3 separate regions of the Mus musculus genome follow, and all the other regions are linked to region 1. Evidence: chromatin loops called from intact Hi-C (ENCODE). Cell type or tissue: heart. All regions are shown on one strand.

The links. Hi-C counts contacts between places; a loop is a spot of excess contacts. Peaks named below come from ENCODE experiments on the same cell type or tissue, not always from the same donor. Only the 100,000 strongest peaks of a DNase experiment are listed, where the experiment ranks them.
Region 2: it touches region 1 in a loop (7-fold over the local background); 21 of 42 quality-filtered maps call a loop at or near these places.
Region 3: it touches region 1 in a loop (3-fold over the local background); 3 of 42 quality-filtered maps call a loop at or near these places.

What each region holds. Positions count from the first base shown.
Region 1 is chr19:56,775,901-56,778,400 of GRCm38, reverse strand. No RefSeq gene overlaps it. Among named protein-coding and RNA genes, the nearest start is that of Gm32718, 34 kb to the right of the region's middle. In heart, a CTCF peak has its summit at 1,180 (motif pointing right); a DNase peak (open chromatin) is centred at 1,380; H3K4me3 peaks cover 1,302 bases; H3K27ac peaks cover 700 bases.
Region 2 is chr19:56,564,979-56,567,478 of GRCm38, reverse strand. The region is part of intron 2 of Nhlrc2 (NHL repeat containing 2); the gene reads right to left. Among named protein-coding and RNA genes, the nearest start is that of Nhlrc2, 18 kb to the right of the region's middle. In heart, CTCF peaks have their summits at 1,227 (motif pointing left) and 1,975 (motif pointing left); a DNase peak (open chromatin) is centred at 1,238.
Region 3 is chr19:56,678,742-56,681,241 of GRCm38, reverse strand. No RefSeq gene overlaps it. Among named protein-coding and RNA genes, the nearest start is that of Gm32492, 11 kb to the right of the region's middle. In heart, no CTCF peak of the experiment used is centred here; a DNase peak (open chromatin) is centred at 1,131; H3K27ac peaks cover 1,733 bases.

The DNA.
Region 1 (2,500 bases):
GGCTTATGACCACCCCAACCATGACACATGCTTGGAATGACAGGTCCTTGCACTGTGCAGCCAGTTTACATGGCTTCTGATGATCCAACTGCAGGTCCTCATACTTTCAAGGCAAACATTTCTGCCTACCTTCACCCCAGCCCTATTTTAAATTTTTGTTCTTTTGTACTGCTGAGGGTCAAACCCAGGGCCTTAGACATACTCGTGCTCTGCCACTGAGAAGCAGCCCCAGCCCACGGCTGGACTTGTGATCACCTGAAAAATTAGACAAGTTAGTTAAAATTGCACCAGAGGAATATGAACAAAGCAGTGGCCAAATGGCTAAGAATGTATATATTAGCATCTGCCTGAGCATAAGTCTCGCTTCTGTCACCGGTTTGACCTTGTGTCATTCTCCTTGTGTGCAGAAGCTGTCGATAGGAGATACACTCCAAGGAGTTATCTGAGGATCTTTACCGTGGCATCTGGATGCAGTGAGAGCATCTTGTAGTGTTGAATAAACGTTTGCTGTTGTCAACACAGACTTCAGAGCACCAGAGTTAGAACAGGGCTCTCAGAGGCCTGAGGGCAGCACAAGGCTTCAGGCAGGACAGAAGGCTGTAGTCAGGAGAACAGCATGATGAACTTGAAGTCTTTGCTACCTCCTCAAACAATTCAGAGAGCAAGACATAGAGAAGACACAGCATGGAGTCCTGTTTCCAGGGATAGAGACCGCAAGGACGCTTTTTACATCTGTGGATGGCTTCTGTACTAGGAAGCACACTCGTAGGAGGAAACAAGTTGTCGCGTGTCACAGATTACCAGGCTGCATCCCCATGGTGAAGTGGCTGGCCGGCATCATGGCACAGATTCAAAGTCAGTTCTGCGGAGTGGGCCTTTTTCTCTGATGGACCTCTTGAGATGGATTTTTCATTAATGTGCAAATGCACACAGTTGCCATTGAGTGTGTTTGGAGGCCAAAAGACCACTTGTGGGAGTAGATAGATAGATACATTCCTTCTGCCAAATGGCTCTTAAGGCTCCAACTTGGTGAGAAACACCCTCACTTCCTGAACCGTCTCACTGACCCTTAAGATGGCTGATTTAAAAAACTCAGTTTGAACGAAAGAAATAAAAACTCCCGTCGGAGTGTGGGAGCGCCAAGAAGTTCATCTGAGAGGGAAGTGTAGGCTGGTGCCACTAGATGGCAGAGGAATGTTACCAAACAACCAGCTGTCACCACCCTGCCCTGGGAGTGTCCCTCTCCAGGCTTATCAACCTGGCTGTCGTCTTCAGGATCCTCAGGTATCTGAAATGTGAGCTGTACTTCTTGCCTTCCAGCGTCAGGTGACAGACAGCCTTAGAGCAGTCTCAGTGGCAGGCACTAGCCCAACACAGTGTGTTAGAGTGTGGCTTCACTCTCGCCCAAACTCTAACCCAGAAAACATCAAGAGCGTCTTTGAAAAGTTTACTTCCTACTCTCAAGGGTAGACATTTGGAAGAAAGGACAACGTGCTTACGGGCGCTTTGCCTGAACCACTGTGACATCATCTTTCTGCCTCACCCTGGCCAGACCTAGGTCTCAACCTTCCGACTCCATCAAGCGACTCTGCTGCTCTCTCGGTCTGTAATTTCTTAAGCTCAGAAATCGTTCTTTTGGGACATTAAACAGAGTTGCTGGCACTCTGAAATCTGAGAAGCTGGTCTTGAATCTGAATGGTGTTACTAAAGGCTCTACTTTCTGTTGTTTGGAAGATAAGGCTGTGAGCCTAGCTGGAAGGGTTTTTGTTTTAAACATCTAAACTCTAGAGTAGCTCTCTCCTGTCCAGGAAGAGTTCAGGGTGGGAATGATCAAGCAGTCTGTAAACAGCTGTTTTAATGTGACAGCAGAACCAGCCAGGAGAGCAAGGTGTGGTCTGCGGAGGATTCATAAACTTTAAGGCAGTGTGAAGGAACACAGCAAGGAGGCTTCTCACGCCATGCCTGAGAACTGTCCTGTCTGGGCAGGCGCTACATTCTCACCCCCTAACAAGAACGTTTTCCAACCACCCAGCCTCTCTGTGAATGAGAGTCACCTCACTGAAGGGAGCTTTCTTGCAAAAGACCAAGAAGTATCTTGGTTTGGTAGGGGGAAATGGGAAGCAAACCCAACTTTGTCTGCAGTGGATAGCTTCCTATTAAGCCAACAGGATCGTGGTTGTTCCATTTCAAAGAAATTCTACCTCCCCTCTAGTGGGGAGTTGGGCGCCCCTCCTCTGGCTTCCTCGAAAGGGCCGCTGGAGCAGCTGGTGGATCAAAGGACACCAGGGAGGGAGCATAGAGCGGCCAAGGGCGGCTCCGGGGCTGCGCTGAGCTCAAAGGCGGGGAGGAGCCGCACCCTCACTGCGGAGCTTCTCATCCCTTTGTCCTGGTATCTCCGTGGGGCTTTGAAAGGTGCCATCCAAGTGGCAAGCTGGGAACAGGTCCCCTTTGGAGCCTGCAGCCAGCCACTTCTTTCTGTCAGCGGCCCACCACACCCTCT
Region 2 (2,500 bases), 210 kb after region 1:
CTATGGTCCAGAAATGTGTTGCTCCACAATAAAGAGCACTTGCTAGTCACATTAAATAAAGCAGAGCCTACAAGGATTCTAGTTTGTCCTTCTTTCCTTTGTCTTTCTGTATCCATGGCTCCATCTGCCACTGAGATACTAAACAGAAGCAACAGCCCCTTGCAGACTGGTCAGTCAGCTCCTACAGTAAGTCCTCATTCTTTGTTACTTTGATCAGCTCCATTTTTTTCAGAACAAACCCTGGCCATCAAATACACCTCTACTTACAGTGTAGTTTTGATCTCAGCTCCGATCTGTACACAGGACATCCTTATCTGTCCAGGGCAGCTTTCCTACTCAGCCAGAACGAGACGAGAGCTCCCCTGTGGGACATCCATGCACACGTGCAGCACACGCCCTCTGAATCCTTCACCTTCCTCACTGCTTGCTATAGCCTTGATGCTTGGAGAGGGAATGGGTACCATACCTGGTTTGTATACCTTCAGGGTGCTGAAACGTGGCTTTATGTGGCCTGGCTTTTCAATCTATTGGGACAACTCCAGTAAGTTTAATGCACATGCTTTTGTGAGTCTGGAGCTCGTAAGACGTTTTTGGTTTGGTCTGTAATTTTAACAGTTTTATTAAGCTGTTCTTTGGACTTTTCTGGGTTAATAGTCCCTGGTATCTTATAGGCCCTTTTAAGATGAAGAGTGAAGGGTTGTTTTGTTTTGTTTTTTTCCCTATTTAGGTTTCTTTTTCTATTCTAATTTCAGGTATTAGTTTGGGTGGTTGGCTTTTCCTGAGGTTCTCCCAGTAGTCCCACGCTGCACCTCCTTCTCTTGTCTTCTGAGTCGCTCACTCTCTCCCTGCACTGTTGGTCTTCTGGGGCTCAGCCTCACCCACTAGAGCTCTCTGCCTCCCTCGACTTCGCTGCAGTCTCGACTCCATCGTTACACGCAGTCATCCTCCCTTCTACATCCTGTCGTTCAGACTTCGTTTCTAATACAATCTTGAAGTCAATCAATACCCATTTCTTCTTTTCTTTTTAATTTTAGTATTTCTGATCCAACTTGGTTTTCATTTGTCTTAAGTGTTGTTTGAAGATATTACTCCAAAAAGGAACACAGTTGTTAAGTCTGTGACTCTCAGTGAGGATGTCCACACACTCTCTTTCCTGTAGTTCTGCATGGCTATGACCACCTTATCATCCTATAAACCAGGTTCCTAGCCTGAGAGCTCCCTCTTCTGACAGCTCTGCTCTCTGTGCAGTTTCATTTATGGACACCACTCATGGAGGAGGTGCTGGCTGTAATTCTCCTTCCTTCATACTGGATCCTAAACTTTCCCTTTCATTTCCTTCTTTCGCTTTGGGGCCGAATCTAAGAGGAACCACACCCTGCTTGTGTATTTGATGTTTGTCCCAAAGCAGACTTCTCTACGCTTTCCATCCTCGTCCTTCCTGAACATTTAAGGTAAGCTAGAACTAGGGCATCCAAACCTGTGCTAACATTTTAAGCTTGGTATTGGGGATTTCTTACTAGGACCTATTTGTGCTCTAAGTCTTCAGAATTACTCCTACTTTTTTTTTTCCTTTTTTTCAAAACTGTTGCATTTTATTTTTTCTTTAACATTTTTCACACAATGTATTTTTATTATGTTTTCCCTTCCTCTAATTACTCCCACCACTCTACCTACTCAATTTTACATTCTTTCTCAAAATATAGACAAAAAACAAAACACCCAAAACAGAAAAGCAGTAAGAGGGAAAAAAGGAGAAAACAAACAAACAAAATGAAACAAAAAGCCCACGAATAAACAAACTAGCAAACCAACCAGGAGTTGGTTTTGTGTTTGCCAAGCACTTGACTTGTTCTTCTGGTGCTGGTTAAGCTGCCTCTGTCCCTGTCTTCAGCTTGCATCAGGAGCACCTTTAACTAGAGCTTAGTTTATGTCTTGATGGCCACGTGATGTGAGGGCCATGGTGCTCCATCTGGTGGTGCTGTGAGATGCAGAGTCAAATACGGTTGTTTGTTTGGGAGTCAGGGGAAGACTTTAAAGCATGTGTATTAGGTACCCTTCTCGTTGCTATGACAAAATCGTCAACAAGAAGAGACTTGAAGAAGGGTTTGCTGTGGCTCGCAGTCTGAGGGTCCAGTGTGCCACTGCAGGAAAATCCTGCTGACAGGAGTGGGAGGCATCCAGCTGTGAAGCAAAGAGCACCAAATACTGGTGTCCTGCAAGGTTATAATTCAGTAATTCATGAGGAACCCTAATTCATGGGGAACCCAGCCTCATGGGATGCTGCCCCTCAAAGTTAAGGAGTGTTTCCTCACTTCAGTTGTGCTAATATGGATAATCCCTGAGGCGTGCCCTGACTGGTCTGCTAGATAATCCCACATCCTGTCTATCAAGTTGACGAAATTAAATCTTACAGGTGGCTTCCATTTTCCTTCAGGCCTGGAAACAACACAGATACATTTTGTTTAACATCATGTGTATAACTTACATAAAGTAAGTCTTC
Region 3 (2,500 bases), 97 kb after region 1:
CAGATGCAAACGGCTGTGGTGAAGACTGTTAGCACTAGGCGGAGAGGAAGCGCGGACCAGAGAAAGGATCCCGTCCAGCTTTGCCTGAACCTGAGCTTGTGTGCAGTTACTTCCGGGTGCATGGGTAACTCAAAGGCCCCTAGACCTTTTGGGAAGTGTGATGGTTTGCCTATGCTTGACCCAGGGTGGCACTTTTAGAAGGTGTGGCCCTGTTGGAATAGGTATGTCACAGTGGGCGTGGGTTTTAAGACCTTCACCCTAGCTGCCTGGAAGGCAGTATTTTCCTAGCAGCCTCCAGATGAAGATGTAGAACTCTCAGCTCCTCCTGCACCATGCCTGCCTGGATGCTGCCCTGCTTCCACCTTGGTGATAATGGACTGAACCTGTGAACCTGTAAGCCAGCCTCGATGAAATGTTGTCCAATTAGAGAGTTGCCTCGGTCGTGGTGTCTGTTCACAGCAGGAAAACCCTATCTAAAACAGGAAGTCTCTTGGGCAGCTTATGAATAGCTATGCCGCTGAAGAGCCCCATCTGTGGCGTGGATGAATCATGAAAAGATGTAGCACTAAAGACTCTTTGGGGTCCCAATCCCCAGTCCACGTATTAGGTCTTACATGACCTGGGTAAGGGTTGGGTTCATGTGGGGATCTGTAAAGGCTCATTAGCCTAGCAGTCCTCTCTCCACCCGTAAGGGAATGTTGATAGGCTGGTCCTGGTGAGTGTCTCCTGTGGGTGATCACAGATGCTCTCATTCAAGGCAGCCTGGAGGAAACAGCCTACAACAGCTGCAAGAGATGATCATGTGCAGGGGCGACAGATATCTGCAGTCCTTCCTGTCTCTGCTCCCTTCATTCCAGAGGGCCCGTCCCTGGGACAACGGCTGCTCAGTGAAATGCGGTGCCCAGGGGAGTCATTCAGGAGATATCTGATTCATATGACACACGCATGCATGTGAGAAGATCTGTCTGTGGTCCTAAGCAAGCGTCAGGTGTGTGGATGTAGCTGACAAAGCCCTGGAAGCCCTTGGAGACTTTCAGCATGCTTAGCTGTAGGTGAGAGCCAAGTCTGTTCCTGGAACTTTGGAGCTGATGTTGGCAGAGGCTGCTGCTTTGTACAATGAGGCACTTTAAGGTCACCGTCAGCTTCAGGTTTGTGTGTGGTGAGAGTTACCATTGCCGGCTCACAGATAGCTAGGTGCTGTCAGCAGGACTTTCACAGGCCTGCTCTCTGTGTGCCAGGAGATGGGAGAGGACCCACAGTGTTAACTGATTTCTACCATGTAAATACCTCGCCGTGGCTAACTTGTAACAGTTTAACCACTGACTCTCAGAGGTGTTGCAGTTTCAGGGAACATTTAGCGGCTGGCTCCCATACACCAGCCTACTTCTTTCTGTCAGGAAGGCCAGGCGATAGTTCTGCAGGCCTAATTCCTGTGGCTTCTCAGCTTTTCCTCACTCCCTGTGTTCATGCTTACACTTCACAAAGGAGATGGCCGCATGCCCGGGACCATGAGTTTTCTCTCCACTGTTTGAGTTTTTCCTCTGTTATAGTCTTTCAACCATGGCCCTCGGCTGAATTGAGTAGTTGACCTTGTGACTCTCCACTGACTGGCTCTTACTTACGGTGGACGGTAGCTCTCCATAAGAGTCTCCTTGTTCTGAATCCTTCTGAATTTGGTGTTCTCCATAGAAAGGATGTCACTACAGTGTCCCCCGAGAACTTAGGAAACGGATGGTTATAATTTCACCATCCAAACGCTGTGGGGACAGAGAGGTAGTGAACGCTGAGTCAGAACAGGTCAGGTTAGTGTAGGTCTGCACACCGGATGAGGAGCCGCAGCCTGTGCTGATCCACAAGCCACACACCTTTCAAAGTCTGGGGCTACAGGGCCACTTCCTGTCTCGTTTTCATTTGCCACTTTGTTCCAAAGGAAATCTCATTCTCAAAGCACATTAATAATGAGCAAAATGCCATGGTCCTTCATCAGGGTCGTACTTCGAAACAAAGGCAGACCTTACACATTTATGTATTGAAGTCTGTGCATTATATTCCCAGCCCTGCTCTGGCCCTCCCCGGCCCCAACAAAATACCATCCATTCCTAAAAGTAGAAATGAGAAATTGAACATCCTTTAGGCCTTGTTTCTTCTCAGGGGCTGCACAGGCCACTCTGCCATGTTGACTCCCTGCATCAGGAGCCCAGAAGTCTTTTTCCACATGCAGTTGACGTGTGCCTTCTGCAAGTCCCCTGCAGTCCTTTGTGTTCACGTCCATCTTCAAACCTGGCTAGAGTAGCTCAGGTGGGTCCTGTGGAGGAGCCAGACACAGCTGCCTAACATACAACCACCCTTAGGTCCAGGGACAGGAGCCATTTTGTGGCCAGTGGAAGCGTGGTGGTCACTGTCACCAGTTTCATACACAAGAGAGACCTGGAAGTAAATGGACAAGCCAGATGACACCCAAGCAGTGACGTGTTGCTCACTGGTGACATTTGCGCCACTT